Regions from separate parts of the Homo sapiens genome. Here region 2 is linked to region 1. A link is a contact called in ENCODE Hi-C or POLR2A ChIA-PET data. All regions are on one chromosome and are shown on one strand. Each heading gives the region's core, a stretch centred on a gene start or an enhancer-like site at or near the end of the contact. The rest is flanking DNA. Distances are from core to core; before and after follow the strand shown. Region 1 holds the start of ACTR2 (actin related protein 2). Region 2 holds the start of NAGK (N-acetylglucosamine kinase).

Region 1 (4,221 bases), core at 695-3,194:
ACCAGGCTGGAGTGCAGTGGCACGATCTCTGTCACTGCAACCTCTGCTTCCCGGGTTCAAGCGATTCTCCTGCCTCAGCTTCCTGAGTGGCTGGGATTACAGGCGCGTGCCAACACGCCCAGCTAATTTTTGTATTTTTAGTAGAGACGGGGTTTTGCCATGTTGGTCAGCCTTGTCTTGAACTCCTGATCTCAGGTGATTTGCCCTCCTTGGCCTCCCCAAGTGCTGGGATTACAGGCGTGAGCCACCGCGCCCGGAATAATGTTCTTTCTTTAAAAATACAAATTAGCAATCCCCTTAATTCCACAAAGAGGAAAAGTAAAAGAACACAGAAATGCTTGAGTTCAATTTGCTGAGACCAATAAAATGCACTTTCAAGAAAACTGCACAGCACTAGCATTGGAGGCCACAAAAATAAGATACGGACTCTATACTCAAGGAATTTATGAACAAATAAATTTTTCTGCTGGCTGAGGTACTTCTCTGACTGTTAAAGCAGGTAAAACGAAGAAATGTTCCTCCGAGACTTCCTACCTATTCTAACCTCTCAAACTTCTAATTGCAACAATGGCAGCTTTATTTTTATCTTAATATTTATGTGTTGAGGGTTCCATATAAGATTAGATTTGAATAAAGCACTGTATGCCTTTAAAAAGGTTTGAAAATCACTGGTCTAATAAAAGAACAGTGAAAACTGACAGGCAGCTATATTATAAAAAGAATACTGGATTGAGGGTTCATGATGACTGTTTTATTCTAGTTGTTGAACATGTACAGCCATGTCGAAGGAAAAGTTCTATTTCTCACCTCTCATAAAGGATGGCATTTTAAAGGTGAATTTTAATGTCATTCATCTAATAAATATTTGTTGCATGCAATAAGCACAATGTTATTCATATATTCATAGTAAAGTAATAGGGAGAAAGGAAGTACGGAATATCCTGAGGATATCAGCTGTCATCAGAGATGTAACAAGCTGGGTCTCAGAGCACAAGTTTGCCAATTGATTAAAAAGGAAAAAAAATGAGGCATCGTAGATAGAATCATAGGTCCAGAAGAACAGAATTAGAAATAGCTACCACTGAATGAACATTTCCTCCATGCATAGACTTTTATCCTCACCACACCTATGGAGATAGAAGTTATTATCCCCATGCAGACAGGGGTATGCCAAAATCACAAAACTCGTGAGTGGCAGCGCCACGTTTGAAACTGGGGTTGTCTGATTTCAAAGCCAAGGCTCTGGGTTCACAGAAGTACATGTACTTAAGAGGTGTGAAGCAACATGGGACTACTGGAAGGAGGCGGTGAGCCACGAGGCTGGAAATGCAGGCACCTGCTCTCGCTCACTTGACCATAGAGCAACTTGGGCAAAGAAGGGGTGGGCTGACATTGGAGTATGGAACAAACGCATGATTTCAAATAAGCATGTGTGTATCCATCCCAGTTCTGTCCGCTGAAAAGGCCTAGAAGCAATAACACACCAAGCCCTGTCGAATGGTGGGGTCCGCCAGGACCTCCAGGCTTGCTCCCCGCCCTACCCGCCAGCTTCTCCGCCACATTCCACTGCCGCAGCAGAACCGGTGTCCTTCACCTGCCTGCGTCTTCTGCAGTTCGTTAAGCAGCGCCCTTAGCTCCTGTGACACTTTAGGGAGAAAGCCGCAGCACCGGCGATGTTGGCCGCCATTAACGCCCGGCAAAGCGCCCGGAACTAGAAGCAGCGAAGAACCCGGGTGGGCAGCGACCGTGACAGCCGAGCCGGAAGCGGAGCTGCGGGAGGGGCCTCGACGCTCCTCCATCTTTTATTGGAGCTCACCGCTGCCAGTCGCGCTGCCTGCCCGTCCCACCCTTTTCGTGCAGGCATTCAGCTAAATGACGGGCGGAGCCCGGCGGCGGCTTCCGGTCGGGGGAAAAAAGTTGGGCCGAAGGAGGGGCCGGGAAGACGCAAGAGGAAGAAGAGAAAACGGCCGGGCGGCGGTGGCTGTAGGTTGTGCGGCTGCAGCGGCTCTTCCCTGGGCGGACGATGGACAGCCAGGGCAGGAAGGTGGTGGTGTGCGACAACGGCACCGGGGTAAGGGCCGCGCGAGGAGGCCTTGGCGGCCACAGACGCCGGCGGGGACGAGCAGCTGGCGCACGGGCCCTCGGCCCCCAGGGCTGCACCTCCGGGCCCTCGGGGCGAAGGGGCGCGGGGCGGTGCCTCCCACCTCCGCGGGCGTGGGAGCGAGCCGGCCGTTCCCTGGTCTCCCTTGAGCCTGCCACCCATTTAGCCTGCCACCCCCTCACCCTTCCGGGTGGGGGCGGCGGGCGAGACCGGCACTGGACATGGAGCCTACTGACCGCCCGGCAGGGACCTGCTCCGCGCTAATGCGGGGGCAATTGGGCTAAAGCGGACGGAAGCGTAAAAGGCTCGGTTTGTGTGTTCCGAGAAGGGCTCTTTTCCCCAGGGCCACCGGTTTGTAAAAAGGAGAAAGACCTAGAGGCCTTCCTCTTCCTGTATAGTTGAAGATACACCAAACGAGAAGCAGGAAGCGGGTTTACTTAAAAAAAAAAAAAAAAAAAGGGAAGTGCTGTCATGGAGTGTGGACCTCAGCCCTTTCGCTGTGTTTGTTGGGCTTTTTATTAGTTTTTTCGAGGGAAGGGGTCCAGATCGGCAGCGCATCGTTCACTTTTTGTTTTACATACTAGTATTTGGCCCAGGAGTAGGCCCACGGAGACCAGCATGTTCCATTGAGTGGTTTTGGGTGACCTAGGATCCCGCAAGACTCAAGTGTTAATTCCACTAGCCTTAGGGGAAGTTAATTAGTGTTGATTATCCCACCCCCAGCCCCCTTTTTTCCCTTCGTTTCAGTATACAGGTAATGTTAGCCTTTAAGATTCAAAAATTGTAAAATCTGACTAAAGCACTGATTTAGAAACTATTTGAAAATTGTTTCTGTAATCCCAGCACTTTGGGAGGCCCAGGCGGGCAGATCACCAGAGGTTAGGAGTTCGAGACCAGCCCAGCCAACGTGGTGAAACCCCGGTCTCTACTAAAAATACAAAAATTAGCCGGCCGTGGTGGTGCTTGCCTGTAATCCCAGCTACTTGGGAGGCTGAGGCAGGAGAATCCCTTGAAGCCAGGAAGCGGAGGTTGCAGTGAGCCGAGATTGCGCCACTGCACTCCAGCCTGGGCGACAAGAGTGAAACTCCGTCTCAATTATAAAAAAAAAAAATTGTTTCATTCAGACCTCCCTCTTGCCAGATTAAAAAAAAATGTATTTTGGGTAGCAAAGTCAGCAAATTAGAAGATGGAAATATTATTTATTCTGGATGACTTCTATAGTGATTTCTAACCATTTTGATGTTGCAACATTTTGTGAGTTTTCTCCCCTCCCTCCCATAAATATGATGTATGAATTAAAGTTCATTTTACTTGAACAAAACACTTTGGAATCTGAATTGTTGAGGGGGAAAAGAGCTGGTATTTACTGCCATAATACTGCCCTTGATTAGATTTGTTACACAATTTTACAAGCAATAATTATGGTAGCTTCATCTGAACTGTGTTAAAAATGGACTAGAGTAAAAAGAGTGTTAACGTACATTGAGGCCAGGCGCGGTGGCTCATGCCTGTAATCCCAGCACTTTGGGAGGTCTAGGCGGGCGGATCACCTGAAGTCAGGAGTTTGAGACCAGGCTGGCCAACATAGTGAAACCCCGTCTCTACTAAAAATACAAAAATTAGCCGGGCATGGTGGTGGGCGTCTGTAATCCCAGCTACTCGGTAGGCTGAGGCAGGAGAATCGCTTGAACCCGGTAGGCGGAGGTTGCAGTGAGCCGAGATCGCACCACTCCAGCCTGGGCGACAGAGCAAGACTCCGTCTCAAAAAAAAAAAAAAAAAAAAAGAAAAACAAAACATATTAATGTGACGGTTTTTAAGAATGTAATATTTTTAAAAAGGCAGATCCACTGCTATGGAAACGTCTAAGATTTTAAGTTGAAAAAGGTTTTAGAATGATTCAGTTTAAGTGTGTGTTCCTTATTAAAGATGTATGTCCACAAACTTGTATCCGCATATGAAAGTTTTGGAGGGATACATAAGAAATGTTCATAATGGTTACCTATGAGACAGAGGATAAGGGAGTGAGGGAAGATGGAGAGGACTTCATGACCTTTCTGAATTATTGGAAAAATGTTCTTTATTTGAACAAAGCAAGTATTATTAAACTATATTTAAACTA
Region 2 (4,332 bases), core at 1,145-3,644, 5.8 Mb after region 1:
AACATAAACGTATTTTATTTATTCTTTTTTTTTTTTTTTTTTTGAGACGGAGTTTCACTCTTGTCACCCAAGCTGGAGTGCAATGGCACAATCTTGGCTCACCACAACCTCCACCTCCTGGGTTCAAGTGATTCTCCTGCCTCAGCCTCCCAAGTAGCTGGGATTACAGGCGCCTGTCACCACGCCCAACTAACTTTTGTATTTTTAGTAGAGACAGGGTCTCGCCCTGTTGGCCAGGCTGGTCTTGAACTCCTGATCTTGGGTGATCCACCCCCTCGGCCTCCCAAAGTGCTGGGATTACAGGAATGAGCCACCACGCCCGGCTACTTTCTTCTTTAAATCAATTATATGGCCATTATTTATTTCATAAATAGGCATTCAGTGACTTTGAAATATTATGGTCCAGATAGAGACAACAGGGTTGTACAACAGAAATATGTAGGTCAAAATTTTAAATATTCTAGTAGTGACACTAAAAAATATAATAGATTGGCAAAATTTAGTAATCTATAATCTTGATCTACTACATCCAGAATGTTATTTCAACATGTGATTCATATAATAGTGACTAATGAGGTATCTTACACTCTTTTTTTGTAGTAAGTCTTTGAAATCCTGTGTGTATTCTACATTGACGGGACATCTCATTTTGGACTAACCACATTTCAAGTGCTCAGTATTCACATATGGATACTGTGCAGGACAGCACACACTAATTGGTAATGTAAATACAAGTTAGTTAAGATCTGTGAAGTACTTTATGGTTTCCAAAACTCTTTTGGCATTTAAATCTTGCGTCAGCCCCAGCAGGTAGATGTTTATCATTTCCATTTTGTAGAGGAGAGGCTGCAGCAATTACCTGTAAGTCACCCAAGCTCATCCAGCTAGTAAATGGTGAACTCAATTCTTGTCTTAAACCTGGGCACTTTCCCTTTTGCTTGCTTGCCTAAACAAGCAATACAAAGACAAACTTAATATTTATACACATACGTCCCATGGCTCATTGCAGTAGTACAGGACAGAAACAATTATTTCAAAATCCACCTACAATCTAGTCTCCAAAAATCCTGCCCAGTTTAATTGCACCACAATCTACTAACTGTAATTCTAAAAATGTGTATGTTGGATAATCTTCCAGCTCTAAAGTGCTGTGAATTAAAAAAATGCCATAGGCAGGCATAAAAAAATCCTACCCTCTATTATATTCTCCATCTGATATAGAATATATGATATATATTCTATAAATGAATACATGATACAGAGTCTATCATGTAGTGATTTACTTTTTACTTTTGTGAATTACAACGTGGTAGGGTAGGAAATGAGAAAGCTTAAAAAGCCTAATTTTCTCACTAAAGCATAACCAGACACAGCAGCCTATTAGGGGTTTCTCCAGAAGATGGCAGGCAGTCAAGGGGGACAGAGTTCGACCCGCGACAGGCCAACTGATTTCCCCAAAAAGATGCCAAGGGCAGCTAACCGCCCTCCTGGCCCGCGAAGCTGCTCCTTGAGGGCCCAAAACTTCCCGGAGGAGCCAGAGGAGGCCCTCAGGAGCCACAGCTCTCCCTGACTTGGCCTGTATTTGCACCCCTAGGGATCCCATTCCCTTTCCCGACGCAGCGCAAGGAAGGGGAGCGGAATGGGGGCTGAAAGGCAATAAAAAACTTGTAAAGCCGTATCTGCTAGTTCTCCCAGTGGGCTATGTCCCTGCAAATATCCTCCACAAGAAGTAAACTGGGTGGGTAGGAAGAGGTGAAGGCTCCCTCCTCAGGGCTGCCGGGACCGCCTCGAGGGCTTGTCTGTTTAGGTCCCAATTCCTCCCGGATCCGTACATTCACACGAGCGCAGGGCAACAATCTGAGCGAGTGTTCGTGTGTGCCCGTGTGACTCGCCATCGCGTGGCAGATGTTCAGTAGAACATTACAGTAATTTCTGTTACAGGTCCATGGGCGCAGGTCCCTGAGCCCACAGCTTCGCGGGGGTCTGGCCGAGCATGCGTCACAACCTACGCGGCCAAGAGCAGTGCGCACGCGCAACCTAACGCGGGACTGCCAGCAACTTCCGGGCGTTTACAGGCAGGCAGGTCAGTGATGTGTCCTAAGGGTCCGACCGACCTAGATACCCCTCTTTGATTCCTCCTCTTGGGATTAGTGTCCATCTCTGGAAGCAGGATCCAGGAGGACGGGAGGGGCCGCTGCGGACCGCAGTCGCTCCACCTGGAGGAGACACCAGAAGGAAGACAGCCTGAGGGACGCAGCCATCCCCGGCTCCTACCGGCGCCCCGCCCCGCGCATGCGCACGCGCACAGGGAGTCAGCTGGCTGCGCGGGAGGTCACGGGAAGTGGGGCGGTGCCCAGACAGCTGGAGGGAAGGAGGTGTCAGGCGGGGAGAGACGCAAACGGCGGGACCAGCAGCGACGGTAGCAGCAGCATGGCCGCGATCTATGGGGGTGTAGAGGGGTGAGTGCGGCCCGGCGGAGGGAGCCTGGGCCCGAAGGCGGGGCGGAAGGCCGTGGCCAGCCTGGCAAGCTGGTGGCCTTGATCCTCGGCGTCCGGGCACTTTGGGCGGCGGGACCTTGCGGTGAAGAGGTGTGTGCACGCGCAGGGGCGCCCTGGAGCGCACAGCTGTATGCCTTACGGGGACTCTGCCTGTGCAACAGCCACACCCCGGGTTGGGGATCCTTTGTGTTTCTTGGCGGAACCACGCCCCTTTCTTCCACGAAACACCCACTCCGCTGTCTTCAGCTGGAGAAGCAGCTCCTTTTTCCTATTCCTGACCTCGGACAGAGTTTTGCAGAACAGGTGTCAGGTGTGAAATTGCTGAGCGCGGGCAGGGTGGGGAGTGGGAGTGGGGAGAAGCGGGACAAAGATCTTGGCTGAGGTTATCCGGGAGCTGGAGCAGCTGCGAGCCAGAGTACTAGGTTGTCCTGATGTCTGAAAACCGCTCCATCCCTGTTGGCCTTCCATGCTGCTTTCACTAGATTGCATTTTTCTGCTCAGAAGCTTGTTTACTGAACTTTTTGTAATAGCTCTGCCCCTGGGTATGACCATGGACAAGATATTTACCCTCCCTGGGCTACAGTTACCGTATGTGCAAAGTGAGGATAGGGATAAATAAGATCGCTATGTCCCTGCCAGTGGCAACATTCTGTGAATCTGAGTTTGTCAAATCAGGGAATAATGGGGGTCGCTGGCCTCTCAGCCAGGGCACTGTACTTTCGAATCTGTGATTGTTTTCACTTCTCTGGCAGCCACACCCCACTGCTGATTCACAGACCCCAAAGTCTTTTCACATGAATTGTTAGGAATGATCTTTCCCATCCTGTATTTGTAGCACTTAAAAAAAACAGTATAGGAGTCTGCATTCATCCTTGTTATAGTCATCTGTAAGATATGACCCGTTTCTTCCAGTTCGTCAAGACATGCTTTTGGATGTGGAATCTGCCACCTCATGTATTAACTACCCCCTTGAAATTTCATGTCCTCTTTGAGTTTGATGAGCGGTCTTCAGTGTCTTCTTCTGCCATTCCTAAAAGTAATGATCAATAAAGAAACATATATCCCATCACCACAGATCTCCCTGTGAACTACTGTGACCCCCAGTAATCAACATTTGAAGGTTTAGTTGCTTAAGTATGTATGAAGTCACCCTGCCATCTGGTCAGCATTTCTAGCAAAGGTGTCTTGAAGACCTTGGCAGCTGGATCTTGAAATGCAGTCTTTAGCTATTGTGAGGGAAGCAGAGAGATGTGCCATTTTTCTTAGGAGTGTTTGCTGAGCATTGCCTGTGCCAGCTCCTGTGCTCGTTCTGAGAGGGTAAGTAAGTGATCAGGAGCTTGACCCAGTGGAGCTTGAAGTCTAGTGAGAGGCGGACACAAAGCGTCTGAACACACACTTCATACAGAGGAGACTTTAATAACTTTGGAGGCACTATGAAGGTTTAACTAACGGAGACTTAACTAATTCGTTGGGGTGGGCCACACCTCAGAAAAGGTTTCGAGGACTAGGTGAAGCGTAAGTAGAGTCTTGCAGGATAAGGAGGACATCCCCAAGGGAAGAGGAGTGAGAATTATGTTTCAGTTAAAGAGCACTCAAACACTGAACCACAGAGGCGGGTTTGGGAGTGGTGATTGAGTTTGTCGAAGCTGTCTCCTCCATCATACTGGGCTCTGCCAGTGTGGACAGCACAAGCTTAGCTCTCTCTGTGGGTTTTTCCGAGCAAGATCAAGTGCCCTCTTGTGTTCTGTAGGGGAGGCACACGATCCGAGGTCCTTTTAGTCTCAGAGGATGGGAAGATCCTGGCAGAAGCAGATGGACTGAGCACAAACCACTG

The links. A loop is a pair of places that touch in the nucleus more often than their neighbours do. ChIA-PET counts read pairs that join two places held with the same protein, here RNA polymerase II (POLR2A). Pooled maps may share reads with other maps.
Region 2: a pooled map shows a loop between it and region 1 (14-fold over the local background). The contact joins the promoter of NAGK here to the promoter of ACTR2 in region 1. A Hi-C loop is called at or near these places in 7 of 50 pooled maps. POLR2A ChIA-PET finds 5 or more read pairs at or near these places in 3 of 52 experiments (BJ, T-cell and activated naive CD4-positive, alpha-beta T cell).

What each region holds. Positions count from the first base shown.
Region 1 is chr2:65,225,887-65,230,107 of GRCh38, forward strand. It overlaps ACTR2 (actin related protein 2), which reads left to right and starts at 1,945. Exons shown (of 9, transcript NM_005722.4): 1 at 1,945-2,071. The coding sequence starts at 2,024. LOC124907779 (a long non-coding RNA gene) reads right to left here and starts at 1,713. Exons shown (of 2, transcript XR_007086461.1): 1 at 1,595-1,713. RefSeq lists enhancers at 936-1,825, 1,826-2,714, 2,787-2,876 and a silencer at 2,097-2,286.
Region 2 is chr2:71,066,254-71,070,585 of GRCh38, forward strand. It overlaps NAGK (N-acetylglucosamine kinase), which reads left to right and starts at 2,395. Exons shown (of 10, transcript NM_017567.6): 1 at 2,395-2,459; 2 at 4,249-4,332. The coding sequence starts at 2,431. RefSeq lists a silencer at 2,621-2,680.